Linked DNA regions of Mus musculus: region 2 is linked to region 1. Evidence: chromatin contacts called from ENCODE Hi-C data. All regions are on one chromosome and are shown on one strand. Each heading gives the region's core, a stretch centred on a gene start or an enhancer-like site at or near the end of the contact. The rest is flanking DNA. Distances are from core to core; before and after follow the strand shown. Region 1 holds the start of Agr2 (anterior gradient 2). Region 2 holds the start of Nek9 (NIMA (never in mitosis gene a)-related expressed kinase 9).

Region 1 (7,240 bases), core at 3,920-6,419:
CTGAATTATTATTGCCACAGTTTGATCCTGGGCCTTCTGTTCCAAATTCTTCCAGAAGAAACACATCTAGTGGTGTAACATTAACGATTACTTGATGACCAGCTTTTAGCCACTGACTGTCGCTATACTACCGTATATGTAGTAGTATATTACTGGAGGTCAAGAAGAAGGTAGTCTCCAGATCAAGGAACCTTGATTTACCACAGGAATAAACCTGTTCCTCTCTTAATTGCTACAGGTAGCAAGGAGATGATGATATGACATCAATAAATGAGGATGTCCTACTGAGCTTTGAAAAGATTGCAGTAACTTTGTGTCTATAATCCTGACATTGAAAGGTGGCTTGATGGCCTGAAAGAAATATCTGATTTATCAGCAGCAGTTAGAGGGAACTGTGGATCCTCTCTCTACTACTAACTCTGTGTCTTTGACCTACTTGTGACTAGCTATCTGATAAACTTCTCTTAAAAGAAAATTATAAAGTCTAGTAAGGTTGTTACTATGGCAAATTAACTATGTGTTGAAGGTTTAAGAGCTCCAATAGGCTTTAATCAAAAAGTAATTAAGGATTTGGAAAGATGGCTCTTGGATTAAGAGGCCATCCTCTTCTAGAGGACCTGAGTTCAGTTCCCAGTATCCACTTCAGGAAGCTCACATCTAGCTGTATCTCCAGCTTCAGGGGATCCAATACCCTTGTCTCTGTGGACACCCTCACATACATACACAAACAAACCACACAATCATCACCATCACCATCATCATCATCATTTAAAAACTAAGATTCTAATGTCCTGGAGCTGACTATCTGAGACCATAACACATAGAAGCAAGTTATATGTTATTTATTAATATTTAATGTCTTGATTATTTTCTATGTGCTAGTGACTTTGATTTTTATCAATAAATGTCTTTATTTTATCTTATGTGTATGAATGTTTGTGTGTGTGTGTGTGTGTGTGTGTGTGTGTGCCTGTGTCCCACGTGTTTATCGCCTGGAACTGGAATTAAGGATGGTTTTGAGCCACCATGTGCAGCAAATGCTGTTAATGTCTGAGCCTGACTTTATTTCTTTACAACATTTTATATATCCTATAAAGTATATATTGCTAGCTCACTTCACAAACTGTATGGCCAAAGCACAGAGATTTAGTTATGATCCTAGGTTAATAAGGTGTGCAATGCCATACAGCTAGGTTTGAATTCAACTCAATCTGAACTGTAGCATTCTTTTTAACCACCACATACTTCCTATTGAAGGGAAAGTCTAAATAATATGACAATATGAACAAATGTAATATATTATTATACATTCATAATATAGTAAACGGTCTCACTCTGACAAACAATGAGACATCTTTCCAACCTATATGAGAGCTACTCAGACTCTCTCCAGCTAGACTCAGCCAGTAAATATCCCATGAATACATTATGCAAATTCTTCATTACTTTTTCAAAAACATCTCCATTTTTAGCATTAATTTGAGTACTAATCTGAGGTAGTGGACAGCCCTACCTCCTCTGAAAAAATAATTCCCGGAGTCTGTACTACTTTCTTGTCTTTTCCTGCATCCTAGTTTTATGTGGATGGTGAATTTTTAGTGTTAATATCCTACTTCTTCAATCATATTATTAGAAACTTAAAGCAGGGGTAATATCACCCTGAATTTCAATTATCTGTTTCTGTTTCTGTCTAACTCAATAATGTACCATAACTTCTCCGCCTTTGTATTTTAATGCCTGGCATAGCACTTGCTGCTTAGCATTGTTGACTATTTGATGAAGGGGGGAAATAGGCTGAGGTTATGGGGCTGTGGATCAAACACTTGTCATGAGCCTAGCAGCCTGAGTCTTGATCTGAAGAACCTACATAAAAGCTGGATATTGTTCCACATGTGTCTACAGTCCCTGAAGGGAGCTAGAGACAAGAGAATCTCAGTTAACACACAAGCTTGTCTTACTCAGCAGTGAAGAAGGCAGACTTCATCTCAAATAAAGTAGAAGCTGATAACTAGCACCCATGGTTATCCTATGATCTTGCCACAGGCCTTGACACACACATAAAATAAATGATAAATACTATACAAAAATATCCTGGATGTTCAATAATTGCTAGCTATTATTTGTCTTCAGAAAGTATCCAAAATAGGAAATAAAGTACTTAGAAATATGGTTGTTTAGTAGTCTTTAAACTGTCAGCACAGACATGTCAAATATAAGCATCCTTATTATGACAACTCTAAGGATCACTGGTACCATGCTTAGTTCTATTGATCCAATAGTTCTTTGGAATTAACAAGTTCTCCTCATAGAAACCCATTAAGATATTATCAAAACTAGATACCTAGAAATAACATACCTTGACCTCTGAAGCAGAATAAGTTTCCTCCAGAGAGTTTAAAGATACATCAGAGGTATTTTCTCATTTCATGTAAACTTTCCTTTTTAGGCAGACAAACAGAAAGCCACTTACCTCATTTTTTATACAAATGTCTAGAATCCCCCACCCCCACCCCGCCATGCACATACTGAGAATTTTAAAGTTGGAACACAAGTTTTCTCTTTAAAAATTCAGCTCTGTGATTTGCTCACAAAGCCATATGCAAAAAGTCTGGACAAGACACTATGGCAGATGCCAACAAGAGCTTGCTGACAGGAGCCTGATATAGCTGTCTCCTGAGAGGCTCTGCCAGTGCCTGACAAATACAGAAGTGGATGCTCACAGCTATCCATTGGACAGAGCACAGGGTCCCCAATGAAGGAGCTAAAGAAAGTACACAAGGTGATAAAGGGGTTAGCAGCCCCCTAGGAGAAACAACAGCATGAACTAACCACTACCCCCAGAGCTCCCTGGGACTAAACCACCAACCAAAGAGTACACATAGTGGGACTCATGGCTCCAGCTGTATATGTAACACAGGATAGCCTAGTCAGTCATCGATAGGAGAAGTCCTAGGTCCTGTGAAGGTTCCATGCCCCAGTGTAGGGGAATGCCAGAGGCAGGAATGGGAGTGGGTGGATTGGGGAGCAGGGGGAGGAGGGAGGAGGGAGGGGATGGGGATTTTCAGAGGGGAAAATAAGAAAGGGGATAACATTTGAAATGTAAATAAAGAAAATATCTAATAAAATAAAAAGTCTGGACAGAGGAATCTTCACTGACAAAGAGCCAGGGGCACGAAAGGTCTAGAAAGAAACCTTTTAAATGAGTGAACTTTACCATACCTAGAAATGCTGTGGGCTAGTGACTCTTGAAATAACTCCATTTGCTTATGCTTCTAAAAGGTCTACAGAGACCATTTTTTTAAAAGATGATTGATTAAAAAAAACTGATTTGAGGTAAAAACCTTAACTAGAATTGCTCTCACATATCTAAATATCACTATTTAGCCTTTAGTTCTATTCAAACCATTATTTTACAGATTAGAAACACCAAACAAACGATTAAGCAAACAAAAATAGAACAGTCAATAGTTTTCTAAAGGCCCTACAATTAGTTGAGGGCAGAGCTAGGAGGAAAGCCAGGGCTCTTCTACTCCACTATCTTAGGCATTGGGAAATGGGTGGGATTTCGGGTCAATTACAGTCAGCATCCTGCTTCCACACTCTGGATGATGATATCAGAGGTGACACTGAACACCCTGAAACTTTAGTTTCCACGCCTGTAACAGAGTTCCATGCAACAGTTCAGAGCGACATAGTCGTGAACATAGAGTGAACTGAGGAAGAGGAAGAGGCTTGGGATGAACGTAGGGTCCCTGCTTCCACAGGAACAGGACAGCCTGGGAGGCTGAAGCATCGGCGATTCACCTTCGCTCAATCCTGGAGGCTCCACACAGACCATTGATGTGTCAGCAGCGTTAGGTTCTTCTCTTCTTGGCCTGTAGATGAAGTCATTATGTGCCTGTGTCTCTGACCTAAGTTTCTTTCCTATGAGAATAACAGTCATATTAGATTAGAACCCAGTCTAATGACCTATTTCACTTACTTTAAATTTCTTATTCATTTATTTCAATTACTTTCATTTTATTTACTTACTGTGGTACTTAGAATCAAATTCAGAGCCTTGCACATACTTAACAAATGCTTAATCTCTCTTTAAGACCCTCTCTCTGTGTATGATCATCTGATGAGGTCCTGGGAATTACAGCACATGGATTCCTTTAAAACACATCTCAACCATACCTCTTGGTAATTAAAAACATCTCTAATTTGCTGTAATTCACTATAATGATATAACAGCTATCCTGGAGTATTCCTGTGTCTAATTTCATGCTGGTAAAGCTCTGGTTATGGTACAACAAAGATGAGGTAATTATTACAACATCCTGCACATACTGGGGTATCTGTGGCATCCTTGGTACATCAGTCCTGAAACGAAGCCAATATCTACAGTAGCTTTGAGATGCGTAGGCGAGGGTAATTCTTTTATGCTACTGAGGTGGTACTGTGTGGTCATTCTTTGTGATCTCCTGATGTTGCGATGCACACCCACAAACACACATTTGTACACATATATTAATCATCAGGGCCATTATTAGCTCACAACATTATCCTATCCTTCCTTTCTTCAATAACCTCTCCGAGTTTGAAGAGTCCATGGCGATGATTTGCGGGGTTTATACCTGTGATTAAAGCGCACACAAAAAATGATATTGTGGAAAATAACATGTCTTGTGATCGAGCATGGCCAGCTGTATAACTGTAAGAAGGATTAGAACTGTGAATCATCCTTAAGAAAAAAAAAAAAAAAAAAAAAGCTAAATAAATGCAATCTGCCCAAGAGGGAGGAAATGAATACCTATAAACCACAACTTCTATCCAATCACATACAGACAAATCAGCCTTCAGACCAATCAAACGTCTTCATTTAAAGCTTACCTGGACTTGGCATACTGCCCAGCTTTTCCAAAACTACTCACAATAATACCTTCAACAACAGTTAAAAAACGCTGGTACTCAAACAAAATCAACAGCCTTTTCAACGACTGCTTTAAAAAAGACCAAACAAACAAACAAGGAACGTCTTAACCCAGAGAAGACAATTGCTTGGGAGAGGAAAAGTTTGCTTCTGAGTTAGCAGCCTGTGGAAACAGGATTAGTGGGTGGGATTGGGGTGTGCTCTGCCCATAAATACAGGCTCAGCGCTGCGCTGGCACACTGAGAAACTTGGACGGCAACCCTTGCGGCTCACACAAAGCAGGAGGGTGGGAAGCCCAGGTAAGGCAATTGACAAGCATTGCACTTGCTAGAGTAAGCTTTGGTTGCTGTGCACACAGTTGCAGGTATTCAACCGACAGGATGAAGCCAAGGTTCCCGGGGCAGAAAGCAGGCTCTGGAAAGAGTATCGCCCAATCTCATGGCAGCTTGCAGGGGCCTTTCTTTAGCAAAGAGCAGTGGAGGATCGCATGCATGCCTAGGTTCAGTGTGACACTTGACCCCTCAGGGAACTGGAGGTTTGTGAGTGGGAGGGTGAAATCAAGAGTTTTCAAACCTGTGTTAGGGTTCAGAGAATTCTGGGTGAATCGCTGCTCCTCTCCCACTAGGTAACGCAAGGGTAACGCAAAGGCCCCTGGGTTCCTCCACTGTAGAAACTCAGCTCAGACGAACCCCTGGGATTATTGCAAATCAGGAAACAGTGTACTTAAGTCGTCTTCAGTTTTTAAGACTGTCAGAAGGGAGAGCTGGGCACTTCCTGAAGCAACAGCAACAGAGTTATAGGCAGTGCCAACGTGGACATTAATTGTTCAAGACAAGATGGGGGCAGAGCAACAGTAAAATGCACCAGTTTGGGGGAGGGGGTGATCAATGGCACGGGGGAGGGGAGGGTCTGCAAATTATCAATGCCCCCCCATGATGTCTTCAGACACTGGGGCTTTGTGCTTCAAGGGGTTTACAGAGGATGTTTGTAGAGTAGACTGTGTGCAGAATAGAATGTTTTCATTATGAAAATGCAGTAGAGTGAATTTCAGAAAGCCATAATCTCAGAGCGGGATGTTTGTACAGCAGTGTTATCTTAACCTTCCTTGACGTATCCTGTCATAAAATGCATAGGACATATCAATAGTTCCAGCCTGTAATCTGTAGAGCCATTACAAGGAGTCCTAAGAGCCATTTATACAGCAAACAATTGGACTAAATACACCGCTTTGCCACCAATTTACTTTTACATTTTCAACATATGTAAGTGCTGCTATAAACAACATGTAATCAAATATTTGTTAATAAAACCAAGGAAGGTAATCTGTACTTCTGAACCAGCTTGTATTCCAGAAATAGTATAAGTCTCACATGAAGTACTTCAGCTTTAAATATTAAACAGAACTCATAATTCTAAGAAGGCTGCTAGGTATTGCTAGATTATAATATACTTGAGTTGTTATTATAAAATTTTAGATGATAAGAATCATTGTTAGCATAGCATTCCTGCATCCTTATATATGTAGAAAAATATGACATATCACTGCTCTGCCTTATAGCTTTTCTGAGCCACTGTGTGTCTCTATTCTAAGACTTGGATAACAGCTGGCCAGTTTAATTGAGGGCACCCCTTGGGATTGGTAACTAAGCAACATCTTGCTAATCATCTAGTCTAGCAAAGGCTCCCCATTCAGGCTCATATTTTATGAGGGTCTTCCCTCTTCCAAGCACTAAGCCAAGACAATCTACCCTGCTTCCTTCCTAGAGTCTATTTGACTTCAAGACCCATACCAAAGCTAGAGATAGACACTGTGCTTTTACATTGCTTTCTGGGCAACTTTAGCATTTGCCTTTACCAGATTCTAAGTCTGCAGCAGCCTGTGGTGTGGGCCATGGGTACCTTTAGTGACATGAAACACAACCTACATGGCCTTCCTTCCCCCATTCATGCAATGTACTGTGTCATTTATAGCCCTATTCATTATCATCCACTACAGTTTTTCTTAGTATTAACTTTCAAATAACAGAGGGGGAGAAAGGGACTTTAACAGAGAAACACCTTGGGTTTTATTCTTGGGGTCACGTACATCACAGAATACATCTGTCCACTGGAGTAGATGCCCTCTCCTGCCTATACAGGCCCAGACAAAGGTTAAAAAAAAATGTTCATTTGATGTCTGTTAGCTCAGAGCTAATATCATTTGAGAAGATGATCCACTAGGGAGAGGGAATGAGTCTCCAATGACATGGAAAAGCTAGCATACTCTAAATGACATAAGAATGCAGCCATGTTATTCATATCTGTTCTTCAATGGCAATGTGCCCA
Region 2 (7,535 bases), core at 2,446-4,945, about 49 Mb after region 1:
CTTTATCTATATCTCTATCTATAAAATGTGTCCAAGAAATCAGAAACCAGAAACATAAGGTCACACCACACTGCCTTTCTCATTCAGTTATGATCTTTAGATTTATTAGCAGAATAGCATTAGCTTAAGTTCATGTAAATAAATACCCCATATAAGTGTTCATTAAACATTTGCACCATGTGGTGCTGTGTTATGTCTAAAGTGATGAACTGTCATTCCATGAGGAAAGCCCTGAAAAATATATACAAAATACAACTGAACAAAATGATTTGCAGAGCCAGGAGTGGTGGCTGATACCTGCAATCTCAGCCCTTCAGAGACAGGAGCAGGACTGCTGTCAGTTCAAGGCCAATCTGGGTTATACAAGCCTGAGATGTATCGAGACTCACGAGACTCATAAAAACCAAACAACAAACAAAAACTAGAAAGAATCTATCCCCCACCACAAAACTCAGTAACTTGGAGATGGCTGGAACTCTACCTATAAGAAAGAATGATGGAGGGAAACTCTCCCCACACTCTGAACATCATCAACTCTGCAAGACCTCAGCCACTTCTCCAGAAATGCATTTGAAGTTTTATCATTACAGGTCCTTTCTCTCCCTTGTAGTAAGAAGGCCACCCCGCTGAGAACTGCTTACCGTTACAGTACTCCAGCTCAATCAGCAGGGTGGTGTTGTCCATGAAGTGGTTGTAGTAGGCAATGATGTTGTCGTGCTGTAGCAGTGCCAGGATGACAATCTCATTCAGGGCATCTCGACGTTCCTTCTCAGATAGCCGGGTCAAGTCAACTTCCTTCCACACCACCAGTGAGTCGTCCTGCAACACAGGAGCAGGACCAGTGTGTTTCCCTCCCGCCTGGCAGTGCACGGATCCAAACCCAACCTGGGAGCCTAGAAAGGAGCCTCCTAGAGGGGCAAAGAATGACTCTTTACTCCTTTTGACAGACTTAAGGTTCTGCACAGTTATTATACTTTGCTGAAGAACTAGGGGAGACAAAGACTGAAGGTGGCATTTTCTGGCTTGGAAAGATGGTTACGTGTCTAAGAGAGTATGTTGCTTTTGCAGAGGACCAGAGTTTGATTACCAGTGTCCACTCTGGGCAGCTTCCAAATGCTTATAGCTTTGGCTCTGGGAGGGCCCGGGTGGGACCCAATGCTCCTGACCTCTGAAGGGACGACCCTCACTTGCACATACCCACATAGAGACAGTGAATTAAAACTGAAACTAAATCTTTTAAAAATATATATAGTGTTATTTTGAGGGCTGGCAAGATGGCTTACTGGGTAAAGGTGTTTACTGTTAAGTCTGATAGCTTGAATTTGAGCCCCAAGAACCTGTACAGCGGAAGAACTGACTCCCACACACATGCAGAAAAATTATAGAAAAAAAAATCAAAACACTACTTTGTTGCTACTCTTAATTTGTACAGTATTAGTTCCGGGTATTAGTATTAGATGGGACCTGATCTCAGGAATTCTACTGAGGGATCCTGCGGGTCCCTAGTGATAATGGGACTTGGGGCAGAACTGGAATTTGAGGAAGAAGTGCACAGCACTATCTCCAGCTAACAGCAGGGGCTTATAAAACGCAAATATTAAACCTGCCTGATTCCATAAACTTAAACTTCGTGACTTTCATTTACTCTTTCTGAATAAGACGCCCCCCCCCCCAATCCCACAGGCCCCTGCTTTTTTTAATCCTCATAAGGTGCAGTCACTTCCATTTTGGGGTACTTCGCATTCTTTAGCTACTGCTTCCTGGCCTACCAGCACCCACTGTAACATTCCTTTAGGATACCTCAGCAAGTTTCTTTTGGAAAACTTTAAACTTTTTCCCATATGTGTAAACACCACTCATCCTCAGAGCCTGCACTGCCCGCGAGGAGTCCTCAGTGCTTTTTTTTTTGTCTCCTTGGGATATCCACACCTAAGACCCTGTTACTAACATGACTGGCTGGTCTTCTTGCTGTAACTATAACCTAGAGGGAAAGGGCTACTTCTCAGAAGCTTTGTAAGTTCATATCTTATAAATACCATGTGACAGAGATAGCGTCATACAGTTCTGAGAAGTGTGATAAAATTAACTCAAAGCTAGTAACCAAGTTGAACATGACATATAAGACAGAGATAGGAAACTGGTACTCACTGCTCAACGGTGAGAAAGTGAGCCACTTAACTATACTGACTTAAATGCTAGAAAATAATCGGCACAAATAAGAACATAGGCGACTACAGATGATAATGTCCACTAATGGGTTGGTTACTGGAATAGAAAAGAACACAAAGATATTTTCTTGCAACTACTTTTCTTCCATCTTTCATAGATATATGCTGGACGCTGGAGGTATGGCTCAGTAGTGGAATGCCTTCTGAGCACTGGCAAAGCCCGTTTTATCCCCAGCACAAAAAGTTCTGGCTGGGAGCAGACACTAGAATTGCAAGTGCATGAATCACCTTTTGCAACCTCAGCAAGTTCTCATTAAATGTTTACCCTAAAGCTAGAGTTTTAAGGCTGTGGTGATTAGACTCAAGTTATGGTTAACTTTTGGAGGTAGACTCACTACAGGGTTTTAAATCAGTACACATTCTTAATTTTGGATTCAGTAACTCATGGGTCTCTCCATTGTGACCTTATGCAAGAAGGTGGGAAAAATGACTTAGCTTCCTTGGGTTCTCAAAGAAAGGGGTCCTTGTTTCTCCAGACTCAACTCCACCAATAAAGTATTTGTCTTATACAATCACTGAAGGAAAAGCAAGAAAACAAACAAACAAACAATGATCTTTCTGGTGATCAAGGAAATCCTCCGAGTGATCATTTATGAAAAAAACAAAAACAAAAACAAGAAAACAAAGCCTACAGGGCTAGCAGTGTGTTGTAGCTGCCAGTGTGGCTATTTGGAAGTACACACCAACTCCCCATCCCGCCCTTCAACAGCTATACGAAAGGAAGTAAGCTTTTACAGACTGTTCCCAAAGAGCAAGTAAGCTTTTTATATTGTTCCCAATGTGCAAAGCACCTTCGTTTGGACCTCAAAATAACCTTTAAAAAAGTAAAGGTTTTTTTTTTGGGGGGGGGGGCGAGGTTGTTATCGCTAAGTCCAATTAACAAATGGGAAAACTAAAATGCAAAAGACCGCTCAATGACTCGCTCAGTGACAGCGGTGATTAAACCAATGTCCTACAGCAGGGGAAGCGAAAGCACGGTGGGGTTCCCGAGACCTAAACCCCAAGGGACGCCTGACCATAGAGGGCCAGGGGCAAGCAGCACTGGAAAGCGGGGCCGGGAAGGAGGGCGCGGGGAGGCCCGGCAGCGGCCGGAGCCGAGGGCCGCTACCTCGGTGCGGCGGTACAGCGTGGCCTCCCCAAAGGCACCGCGGCCCAGAACGCGGATGGGGATGTAGTGCAGCTCCTCCTGCTCCGCCGCCCCGCCGCCGGCTCGCGGCCCTGGGACAGCGCTGGGGCCCGGGCCCGAGTCCCCGCCACCCCCGGACTCGCTTCCGAAGTCCGAGTTGATGGAATCGCAGTGTCGCTCGTACTCGCCCAGCACCGACATGGCGGCGGAGGCCGCAGCTCGCCGGGAGCCGCCCGCGTATCCACGGCGGGCAGGGCCGGCCGCTTAGCGCCTCAATGGCCTCAGACGCCAGGCAGCGGCTTAGGTGGCCCCGCGGCCCAGGGAGCTTCCATGGTGGCTCCTGCCCCCTGACCCGGAAGCGGTTCTTAGTGTTTCCGGCTCGCCGAGGTTTTCCCTCCGCCTTTCGCGTGCCCACTTGTTGCAGATGCGTCCCGCACACCTTGGGCGTCGCTGGCCTTCACACCCGCGAGTGTCGTGGAAGCGGAAGAGTGACCACACGGCGGGTTTGCAGACCGCTTCCCTACAACCCCCTACCAGCTTTCCAGACTGCGTCACATTTTGGAGGTGGTCCAGGCTAATCCTGGCGACACGTTTGTCCCAGGAGCTGTGACTGTGTTAGCTGTCACTTGGCTTGTTGGGCAGGGCTCCTTTTTTTTTTTTTTTTTTTTTTTTTTTTTGTAGCGATAGTGTAGCAAAGATAATGGAGCAAGCTAAAACATTAGACTTCTGACAACTTTAACAATTCCTTCTTCCTTCCTCCTCCTCCTCCTCTCCTCCTCCTCCTCCTCTTCCTCCTCCTCCTCCTCTTCCTCCTCCTCCTTTTCCTCCTTTTCCTCCTTTTCCTTCTTCATTAAGTCTATAAAGTTGCAGGACTATGACCACCACAGGGTTGCCTAAGTTGGGACAATGCTAAAGGGTTTTGTTTTTCTTTTCTTTTCTTTTTTTTTTTTTTTTTAATGATATTATGGCCCCAGATCCTCAGAGCGCCATGAAAACAATGTTTATGTGTCTGTTGGGGGTGGGGTGGGGATTGTTTTAGGTGATACAGCTAGTTAGGAGGAACTTGAGAGGCAAACCCTGCAGTCTGGCCCCAGAATTAGGAAAGGGCAGGGCGTGATGAAACTAAGGTTATGGGACTGGCGCCATTACACTTGTTGGGCAGAAGCAGGAAGTACACTTTGTATGTTGTACAGTTTGGTGTTTCCTGTGGACAGTGGGAAACTAAAGCAAAGGAGTAGGTGATTAGGGCTCTGTTTTGTGTGTGTGTGTGTGTGTGTGTGTGTGTGTGTGTGTGTGTGTGTGTGCCGATTGAATTCAAGTTGCCTGATTTGCATGGCAAAACCTTTATCCACAGAGCCATCTTACTGGCTCTCAAAGCTCTAGCCTTCTGAGGAAATCTGCTCAAGATTTCTTTCATTAGCATAATGATTAAAACATCCTTTTGCTTAAGTGCCCTGCAGTAAATCAGTGACTTTTTTTTTCTTTAATTTATCTGTTTTCACTCCCTGTGCTTTAAAAAACAACAATTATAGAGGAATCCTTGCTCACCCAGACAAAGGGGCACTAAAGATTAACAGACAAATACACCTCAAATGGTTTCTGCTAGCTTTTATTTGTGAAAGTTTACACAAACATCTCCAACAGGTGAGCCTGTATAAATCCCACATGCCTCTTCCCATTAACAAACAGAAGATGGCTCTGATGGGGGTTCATGACAATGGTAAGGAACAAGGTTTGTTGAAACTGTATGATTCTCAGTTATTTTGACTATGCTGGAACGGAGGGAAGCAGATAATATACCTGTTTATAAAGCGGATATGCTGTTGTGCACGCCTACTGTCAAAGGCAAATGCTCTTCAACTGAACTGAAAAGCATGTTGTCCAGTTTGGTTGTTTTGGGCATGATCAAAATGATCGAAAGGACTTGAAAGAATTTCAGTTCTACAGAGCTTAAGTTTATACTTGTTCTTGGAAACAAAAACATGGACAGAATGCTCTATTTTCTCCTCTCTGAAAAATTGACATTTTTCAGAAAAGAAAATAGAAATCTAATAGAGCGGCTGTCACTGCTCCTTAGGGGGGAAGGCACACGTCAGAAAACAGGAGTCTCTTGTTAGGCTAATGGGACAGACAGGCTATGGTTTTGCACTTAAAAGTCTACAAATGGATTTTGACCCCAAAGTTTATTCTTTTCATACTTACATTGTTCTCCTATCACTTGATATATGAATGTTACAGATTTCTGACCATCTGCTGTTGCCATGGTGAGGACTTGTATTCTAAGATCTTAGATCTTAGATCATTTTTCAACAGCAGATGGCACTATTGTACCAGAGAACACTTGATGCCATGCAAGAGGAATTTATGGAAGTCATAAGACAAAGGCTTTTGAGTTCATAGTAACTGGAACCTTAACAGCACAGCCTGAGACTTAACCACTACATCTTTCCCATCCACCTGCATACTTCATCCAGGTCATCCTAACGGTATTCTCTGGTAACTTCAATATTCCACTTCTTTACTGCAAGCCCTGTAATTCTCAGAACTGCAATTGAGATAAGCCCTGTAACAGGTCAGCAGGGTTAAAAGGTTACCCACTTTCCCAGGAGAAGTGGGAAAGACTTTAGATGATAAACAAGTATTTTTCCTGTTTACAAGCATTTGTACCCACCCCACCCCCGCCCCCGCCACTGGCAATCAGGCCCAGAGCCTTCTGTATGGTAGGTAGGCACTGTAAACTGGGGTACACTTTCCAGAACTGCCTTGAGGTACCTAAAACTTCCACCGAATGAACCTTGGCTTTGATTTTACAACATATATATTTCAAGTATTTACTATCTGTGACTTTCCCAGATGTCCAAGTTAAACCCCGTATATCCACATCTCAGAGATAACACTGAAGAACAGGAGTTAGATCAGTGATTGACCATACATGAAGGGCTGGTAAAATTTACTTATTTTTCCTGGTAGAAGTTATATGAAAAGTTCAAGCAACAACCCATTTGATAGAGGAACCCACACAGAACTCAACAGTGAAGTGAACAAATGACCCACATAGAAATGGGCAAAAGCCACCAACGGACATCTCACTGACAAGGACAGACAGATGGCAAACGACAAGAATGAGAAAGGATGCTCAACGCCATCTGCCATTAGGAAAATGCAAATTAAAACCATAATGAGATATTACAGGCATCCACTCAAGGGGAGAAGTTAAAATAGCAATGATAAAGACCACAGAGAATGTAGAGCTGTAACCTGCCATACAGCCACTCTAGACAGAGCAGGGAGGCTTCCTTTAGAACTCCATGTGCTTCCTACACAGCACAGCAACGGCCCTCTTAGGTATTTATCCCGGAGTGATGAAAACTTACATTCACCTAAGAACTTTAATAGTTAGGCCCAATCCCCAGGCCACCCACATGACCTTTAAGCACAATGCAGTACCATCCATAGCCTGGAGGAAAACCAGGATGTGCACCGCCTTGGAGAGGCACCTCATGGGAATTATGCTGAGTGGAGAAAGCCAACCTCCAAAGGTTACACTCTAGATGACCCATTTACATAACAGAGTTAGAGTTCAGAACAGGGCAGCAGATTAGGGAGCCAGAGCGGGGGGGGGGTGGGGGGGGGGGTGGAGAAGGGAGTGGCTAGCTGCAACACTGCAAATGAAGACCATGGGATGGAACTACTCTACCTGGAAATGATCGACAGGATCTACAAGTGATAAACTGGACAGAACTAAACACACATACACAAGGACTTCAAGCAGTTGAGCACAAACATTTTAATGGTCTAAAATGAGATTTTTTTAAGAGATTATCTACAGTTCAAAGCTCACCTTTTAATGTGTCCCACCCATGACCCTTTTAGGAGACATAAAATTATGAAGGATATCACCAGAAGCTATGTAAACATTTCATCTAAGGACCAAGAGAAGTTCAAGGTGTTTTCACAAGGAAACCAAAGAGACAACTGATATGAAAGAGCTGACCGCAGTCAGAGAAATCTTGGGAGGAGAACTAGAGTGAAGGACAAGGCGATGAGCAGGTGGGAGAGAAAAAGCAAACAGCTCAAACAGATCCTGTGAGGCGGGCGACCCAGGACGAAGGCTGGCTTTGGCGTTATCTAGGTAACCCCGGTTTGTTGTTTTGTTTTATTTTGTTTTCTTTCCATAGGCG

Evidence for each region. A loop is a pair of places that touch in the nucleus more often than their neighbours do.
Region 2: a loop to region 1 is called in a map of T-helper 1 cell, with 207 times the contacts of the local background. The contact joins the promoter of Nek9 here to the promoter of Agr2 in region 1. A Hi-C loop is called at or near these places in 2 of 37 maps with a recorded cell type or tissue (T-helper 1 cell and T-helper 17 cell).

The regions. Positions count from the first base shown.
Region 1 is chr12:35,987,756-35,994,995 of GRCm38, forward strand. Agr2 (anterior gradient 2) reads left to right here and starts at 5,170. Exons shown (of 8, transcript NM_011783.2): 1 at 5,170-5,214.
Region 2 is chr12:85,335,667-85,343,201 of GRCm38, forward strand. It overlaps Nek9 (NIMA (never in mitosis gene a)-related expressed kinase 9), which reads right to left and starts at 3,696. Exons shown (of 22, transcript NM_145138.2): 1 at 3,337-3,696; 2 at 642-819. The coding sequence starts at 3,555. Tmed10 (transmembrane p24 trafficking protein 10) reads right to left here. Exons shown (of 5, transcript NM_026775.4): 5 at 4,948-7,535.